Regions from separate parts of the Homo sapiens genome. Here region 2 is linked to region 1. A link is a contact called in ENCODE Hi-C or POLR2A ChIA-PET data. All regions are on one chromosome and are shown on one strand. Each heading gives the region's core, a stretch centred on a gene start or an enhancer-like site at or near the end of the contact. The rest is flanking DNA. Distances are from core to core; before and after follow the strand shown. Region 1 holds the start of SHQ1 (SHQ1, H/ACA ribonucleoprotein assembly factor). Region 2 holds the start of LINC02018 (long intergenic non-protein coding RNA 2018).

What was found. A loop is a pair of places that touch in the nucleus more often than their neighbours do. ChIA-PET counts read pairs that join two places held with the same protein, here RNA polymerase II (POLR2A). Pooled maps may share reads with other maps.
Region 2: a map of B cell shows a loop between it and region 1 (22-fold over the local background). The contact joins the promoter of LINC02018 here to the promoter of SHQ1 in region 1. A Hi-C loop is called at or near these places in 2 of 168 maps with a recorded cell type or tissue (B cell and CD8-positive, alpha-beta T cell) and 7 of 50 pooled maps. POLR2A ChIA-PET finds 5 or more read pairs at or near these places in 1 of 52 experiments (A549).

The regions. Positions count from the first base shown.
Region 1 is chr3:72,847,151-72,851,096 of GRCh38, forward strand. It overlaps SHQ1 (SHQ1, H/ACA ribonucleoprotein assembly factor), which reads right to left and starts at 1,295. Exons shown (of 11, transcript NM_018130.3): 1 at 1,048-1,295. The coding sequence starts at 1,190. RefSeq lists an enhancer at 1,514-1,613.
Region 2 is chr3:75,433,595-75,437,220 of GRCh38, forward strand. LINC02018 (long intergenic non-protein coding RNA 2018) reads left to right here and starts at 1,714. Exons shown (of 3, transcript NR_151705.1): 1 at 1,714-1,819. It also overlaps the pseudogene FAM86DP. RefSeq lists enhancers at 978-1,037, 1,748-1,927 and silencers at 1,268-1,677, 1,998-2,427.

The sequences.
Region 1 (3,946 bases), core at 45-2,544:
AATTAAAGAAATAAGTGAATTAAAAAACTGGAAAGTGCAATAATTCAAATACGGACGTTATATGGTCTAAGGGAAATCTGAGCAAAACTGGTTCAGCAACAGTGAAAAAACCACCTTGACTGGTGGAGAAGGTTTGTACCACAAAAGTACTTGGGTGGGAAAAGTAGGATGCAGCTACACTTCAGAAAGATTAGGAGGATGGATAAAGAGAAGGACAAGAGATTGGCAATACTTTAGGATGAATATGTAGCAGCGGGTTCTGTGGAATGGGGTTAATAGCAGTGCTTATCCCTAAGGATCACCGTCAAAGTTAAATGAGATACACCATCATAAAGCACTTAACGGAACTGCTTGTCCACCACACTACGAGTTATCAGTGTTAGCTGCTACCAAGGTTACGATTCTGCAAGGAGAATAATTTAAACAGATCAAGTGCTGACAGACCCTCACGGAGACTTGGGGGAAACAACCACACTTCAGGGACAAAACCAAACAGAAGAGCAGCAGACAGCAGGGAAGCAGGAGAACTAGGCTAATTTGGTGTCAAGAGGTCCAAAAAAGGTAAGAATTTCGGTAAGTAGGGAGCGGACAGACAAGAGATAGATCAACAGAAGGCGGCCTGGGCAAAGTTAAAAGGACCGACGGGTTGGGAAGTCACGGAGATGTCAGCGCGCGCCGTTCCCAGGAAGGGAGAGACTGGGAGAGCAAACGCGGAGTGAAAGGAAAGAACAGAACAAGTCAGAACGGGACGAGAACTAGGGCGACAGGGCAGAAACGGGAAAGTGACACGGTCCAAACGTCACTTTTTCAAGTGATTCCGCAATCCTTTGATATGGGATTTAAGAAAGCTCAAGAAGGAAAAGGGCTTCCGCAGCATCTAAAACGCACCCCTGGAAGAGGGCAGTTCCCTGGCACCAAGAGAAGCTGCGGAAACGTCGGGAAAAGGCATTCGCGCAATCGAGCACTGCTCTCTCGACCTTGCATTCTCCCTCTAAAGCAGCTATCTAACGAATGCGCCTTTCCTGCGGCCAGGCACCCCGAACTCGCCTGAGAAAGTATGGCTTGGCGTAGAACTTGAAGTCAGACCCCTCGAAGTAGACGTCGAACTCGGAGACCCGGGCGTAGGGCACGCGGATGGCGATAGTCAGGAAGTCCGGATCCTGGCTGAGGTCGAACGCCGGGGTCAGCATCGCCGCACCGGACGCAAGGGCCGGCGCCGCTCGCTCTCACTGCCGCCGCGTTCCCGCCACGCAAACTCTCCAACTCCCCACGCGCAGGAACTCTCGGTGTGAGGGACGGAGCTTCCGGCTCGAGGCGGAAGTGCTCGCGCGTAAGGCAGGAAGTCTCTCCCCACGCCAATCTCCATGGAGACGGGACGCCGTTCGAGAAGAGGCGGAACTTTCAAAACCCCCGGGCGGAGAAAGGGCGTGGCGAGTGGTGCCTGGGAGCCGGCGTTGAACCGGCGGGATGACTAGCAACCGAGCCTTTTTCGAGGTTCTTAGAGATGATTTTAACAGCACTGGCTTGACAGGTAAACAGACGTGCGTTTGAATCCCTTCCTGGCCACAACTTCTCAGCTGTAAGACCTTGGGAAAGTTACAAAACCTCTCTATATCTTCTGTAAAACGCGGATAATGCGAGAACCTAGCCCCATAGAAATGCTGTGAGGGTAGCATGAAATTGTGCATGTAGAACTCTAATAACGAACTTGGCAAGTTGTCAACGCTTGATGTGCTGAAGTAGTCACCGCAGTAGCCACAGCAGCACCGTTACAGTGGTTTCCCTTAGTTCTCACCTGCCTTGTGAACAATTCCTCTTACACTTTCCCTTTCCTCCCTCTCTCTTTCCACTTCTCTTTTTCTGCAGCTTTCTCTCTCATTCTTAACGGCTTATTTGAAGAGTTTTCTCTTTAACAGAGCGTCCGTCCCGCTAATCTCATCTAATCTACGCTGCAAACTCTAAAGAAAACGGCTCAGAGAGGTTAATCAGTACGTTTTATAACCATGCATTTTACAGTAATTAGAACTCAGAACGTTTGACTCTTAAACCGTGTCGGTGACTGCATTCACAAATTAAGGTCCCTCTGTATTCCCCTTCTTTCCTTTTTCTCACTCTTGTCCTTACACTTGTCTGAGGACATCTTTTCTGTCTTTTTTTCTACTTGTCTTCCTTGTATTTTCTCCCTTTGGAGTGTGCCCCTTACACTCTCTCAGTGCCTCTCCCGCTGGTTTCCCTCTTCCCCCACATATTCCCTTGGCCTTTCCACACATGTTGTTTCCTGTTATTCCACCACTAATTAGAATAATCCAGTTGTGGTATTTATTCCGTGGTTTTAAGTATCAGTGGAAAAGGGATGAAAAGTACTCTCCTAGGACAGTGGAGATAACCAGAAAACTTCAAAAGTCTTTTCAATCTCCAGCTGTTTTATGATTCTAAGGAGACATTCTTGAAACTTCATTAGGACTCAGAAAAAAAATTAATAGTAACAGGGGCTAACATTAACTGAATATTTACTATGTGCCAGCACTGCAGCAAACCCTTTGTAATGATCTCATTCTCCCTCCTGACCGCTCTATGAAGTAGGCATTATATATTCCCTTGGCTTGCACAGGATCTCACAGCTAGTAAGTGGTGCAATGGGAATTGAAACCCAGGTGAGTCTGATTCCTAGGCCCAGGCTCTACACTATTACAGAGTTGACTCCCTCTGTTATTACCACCTACTTTGTTTCACATTCTAAAGCCAAGCCTGCCTGCTTTAGACCATACTGAGCCTTACAAGTAATAGGCACTCAATATTGACAATGAATTGATGCCAACTTTGATTTAATAAAGCTCTCAAAAGGTCCCTTGAGATAGGCCTGTGACTAAACTATTCCAAATTAGCTTCTTTACAAAGAATCTTGGCCGGGAGCGGTGGCTCACACCTGTAATCCCACCACTTTGGGAGGCCGAGGGGGTGGATCACCTGAGGTCAGGAGTTCGAGACTAGCCTGGCCAAGATGGTGAAACTCCGTCTCTACTAAAAATACAAAAATTAGCCAGGCATGGTGGTGTGTGCCTATAATCCCAGCTACTCAGGAGGCTGAGGCAGGAGAATCCCTTGAACCCAGGAGGCGGAAGTTGCAGTAAGCCGAGATTGTGCCATTTCACTCCAGCCTGGGTGACAAGAGTGAAACTCCATCTCAAAAAAAAAAAAAAGAAATAATCTTTACATCTGCCATGGGACCTCATTCCTGTAGGTCACAAGCATTAATATTTTTAAATTATTAATGCCAGAGAATCAACTGAAACAAGCTATGCTATCCATGAGGAAATTCTAATTGAAAGCACTTTGCAAACTAGAGCTGTGCATTTCCTGGGTACTTTATTATGTGTCTGGCAACACACACACACACAGGACTGCAACACAGGAAAACAGACAACATGGTTCAGTGCTGCCGTCATTATAAGAAATATATACTGCATCTGCTAAATCACAAAATACGGATAGTTTCAAGTATATAACAAGGTTTTGTTGTTTTGGGTTTCTGTTGGTTTTTGTTTTCTTGCAGGCAATAGTTCTCTTATTTTTGCATTTCTATTAGTGGTAAATATAAGTTATAGATTCATTCTCACTTAAGAACATAAAGTTCCTTTTGGCTGCCATGCAACTTTGGTTCTTTCTCCTGCTTCCTCAAAGGCAGTCCTAGCTATCACTTCAGACCCTTTTCTATTTCTACATCCATTTCTATGGACCCTGTTGCTTTGTGTTTAGACCCACTTTATATGGGCACATTCTCACACTATGAAAGTAATTCTGCAACATGCTTTTTTTCCTACTTTGGTTCATTTTTGAGACATAGCTATATTGATTCATAGATCAAATTGAGTTTCTATTTCTGAATACAGACATTGCTTGAGAATAAAGACATTATTTTAATGTTTTAAATTAGCTCTGGTTTAGA
Region 2 (3,626 bases), core at 464-2,963, 2.6 Mb after region 1:
GAAGGCTTCCCTGATTCCCCGACCTTGGTGACTCTTCTCCCCAGTTGCTCCATTCACCATTTCCCTGTTTTATTGGCTTTAAAGCCACTCTCATCTGGTCTTTTCTTGTTTATTCATTTATTTGTTTATTCTCTGGCTCTCCCATGCAAGCAGAGCCTCATCTATCATGGGTACTGCTGATCCATGGTGCCTGGCTCATGGAAGGCATTTATTAAACATTTTGTGACTGAATAAAAACACCAGCTAACACCGACATGCATTTACCATGAGCCAGGCACTGATCCACAGGCTTTTGTACTCAACGCTGACAACAACCCTAAGAGGTAGGTATCATTATATCCCCCATTTTATTAATAAGAAAACAATAGCACAGAGAGATGCAGTCACTTGCCCAAGGTCACACAGGGCCAGGGGTTGGGCCAGGATTCGAAGCAGGCAGGCTGTCTCCTGGGTCTGAACTCTCAACTACTTCACCCTAATCAAACAATCTCTCTGGTCAAAAGTGAGTGATAATAATAGTACCCACCTCGTCAGTGTTGAGGGTGAGCCGAAGTTAGCATTCAGTGTGGGCATGTGAACAACTATAGTCAATATTGAATGGAGACCTATGATGCTTTTATGAAGGTTTCTATTTTGGGTTAAAAATGCACAAATTTCTCCTGACTAAAATTGATCTCTGAGTGCTAAATATTTTATGTCAATGGAATAACGCAAATGATTAAGCAACACCCCATAAAATGGGGCAGACCCAGGGAGGAATATATATCCGAACTGACTCATCCCAGTGAGCTCACTGCACATGAATTACAAATGGAGAGGGGTGCATTAAGCCCCTCTGCTGGCAGAAGGGAGGCTGCTGCCTGCCAGGCGCCTGTGCTGAGAATGGCAGGTCCCCAGGGAGAGGAGAGGCCACCCCCTTCTCTGTCTCTTCCATCACAGGCGTGAAAGCCTCAGCGCATGATCCGATTCTGTGCAGTGCTCGACATACAGATGAGAACACTGAGGCACGAGGGACAGCCTGTGACCTGGTCACCGTGCTCAGGATGAAGTGGTTACCCGCGGGCCTGAGGGCGCTGACTTTTTAGAATGGGCGAGGGCAGCTGTGTCCCAGTGACCAGAACGATTACTACCTTTAAAAAGTCGTGAAAATGATCGTGAACTGTACCCCACACCGAGCACGCGTCTGCCCCCCCAAGGCGGTGGAGACGCCCTCATCTTCCGCCGCCAGCTCGCGGGGCAGGAGGGGTGCGAGCGACTCTGGCCAGGCCCCAGGGACGGGGACCGGGTCTCGCGGCCCTGACCGGGGAGAGCCCAGGAACTCACGTGGCAGGAGCGCCGGGGGTTTCAGCACGGAGACCCATCCCGTCTGCCCCTGGACTCCCGCGAGCCCCGCGGGCCTCTCCGCTCGCCCGCCGCCCCCCTGCCAGGGGAAGGAGCGCAGCGTGCGCGCCGCCAGGAAGCGGCGCTCGAAACTCTGCAGCAAGAGTTCGGTCCCCGCATTCTCCTCGGGCGCCATGACGTGGGCGGGGCCGCAGCGTTGCCGGGAGACCGGGCGGAAGCCGGGCCTGGACTGAAGAGGGGGTGGGCCCAGGGCAGTGCGCGGCGGCAGAGAGGGGGCGGGGCCTGGGGGTAGGGTCAGGAGGAGCGTCCTGGGGGCGGGCTGTAGGGCGGGGCCAGGATGAGCGTTAGGAGGGCGAGGCCTGGGGTAGGGCCAGGATAAGCGTCGTTGGGGCAGGTCCTGGGTAGAGTCCAGGTTGGCGGGTCCTGGGGCGGAGTCAGGATAGGGCGATCCTGGAAGCTGGGCTTCAGAAGCGTCCAGGTTGGTGGCGTCCTGGAGGCGGTGCCTTGCGTGTGGGCAGGATAAGAGTCCTGGAGGCGAGCATTAGAGCGGGGATAAACGCCATTGGGTTCAGGAGGCGGGACTCAGAGCAGAGCCCAGGAGACAGGTCTTAGGGTGGGGCTAAGGCCAGACCCAGAGAAGGGCTCAGGAGGCGGGGCCGGGGCGGGGGGTTGACTATGTCGTAGCACATGGCCAGGCGGTGCGCGGACTCTGGGAGGCAGAGCTTTGGACGGGCCGACGTGGGGAGGGGCCCAGGGTCCAGGAGGCGGGGCCGAGTCCGGGCTGCCAGCTGCGCTCAGGAGGCGGGCCCTGGGAGGCGGAGCTTAGGGAGGGGCCGGTGTCGGGAGGGACCCAGGGACTGGGAGGCCGGTCGGGGCTGGGCTCAGGGGCCGAGACCTAGCTGGGCTTGGGGCGGGGCCGAGACGGAGCGAGGGATCCAGGGTGTGGGAAACGGGGAGGGGTTTGAGGAGGGGATCGGAATGTGGCTCAAGTTGGGAGGCGTTACCTGCGGAGGGTTTGAGGCACGCCCAGGAGCGAGCCCACGGTCGGCCGACGCGGGGCCAGGGGCGGGCCCCAGGATCCGGAGCTTCGGGCGGGGCCGAGTCTGGGTTTGGGGCCCGGGAGGCGGGGCCAGTTAGGGCGAGGGTCCCTGGGATCGTCGGGTCAGGCCTTGGGCTAACGTAGACACTCTCGCAGTACCTCCGCCTTCAGGAAGGTCTTTTTAGCAGGGGCCTTACAGGTGCACGCTTCGGTCCTGGAGGCCTTATCCTAACCTCTCCATCAGCGCCACCCGTCTGGGGCCCGAAAGGAGGGAGCTTTCCCTCTGTCCTCCAGCCTTTGGACTGTCTCCAAACAAGCCATTCGTTCACCAAATACTTATTAAGCACCTACCATGTGCCTGACAAGGGAGATGTAACGGTGAGAAAGACTAGGTGTGGTCTGGGCCCTCCAGAGGCTCAGGGGCTCGTGGAAGAAGTGGACATTGAAGTACTTATCACACAAATGAGTATAAAAGTACAATAGCGATATCTGCCACAAAGATGAGCAGACAGAGCTAGCGGGGCTTGCAGGAGGAGTTTTGATCTTGCAGGGACAGGAAAGAGGAGTTAGCTCCTGCGGGGTGGGATGGGGGGGTGGTGGTGATATAGACGTGGGGACAGAGTGGAAAACAACAAAAATATAATTATTTTAGTTCAAAGTTATTGTGTCTTGAGTTGAAAGGCAGGGCAGTTAGCAACACAGTTCAGATTTCAGTACTGCCCCCGAAATCTGAACTGTGTTCAAAGTCTAAAACGTTTACCTTAGCAAATTCCTCATAAAACTCCATTTGGAAGAGTCTCGAGAGCTAATTTGTTAAGTATACTTGCAAAAGGTAGATGAGGAGACAGATAAAATCTTATTACCTCTTTCAGATGAGAGGCACTTGAGCCCTGCTCAGCTATGAGAATAAGAGAGGGGAATTAATTCGAATTGAATACACTTGTTCTCTTATAGCTGTTGTTCCCCACCAGAACCAAATGAGCGCAAGATCTGACAAAGAAAAAAAAGGTTCATCTTTTATTCCCCCAAACACTTTCATTTAAATCAAGAGGATGGGATGTGGTTATTGCTGTGTTTTTAGACAGAATCAACGGTTTCTGTGTCTGAGATGTTGCATACACCCTCTCAGTCCCTCTATCCTGAGATGGAGTCACCTGAGGATCCACAGCAAGTCCTAACCAGGGATGGGTCTGGGTGATTAAGGAAGGTTGGCTTCAGAACTGGGCCAGGGGCACTGCTTTGCTTT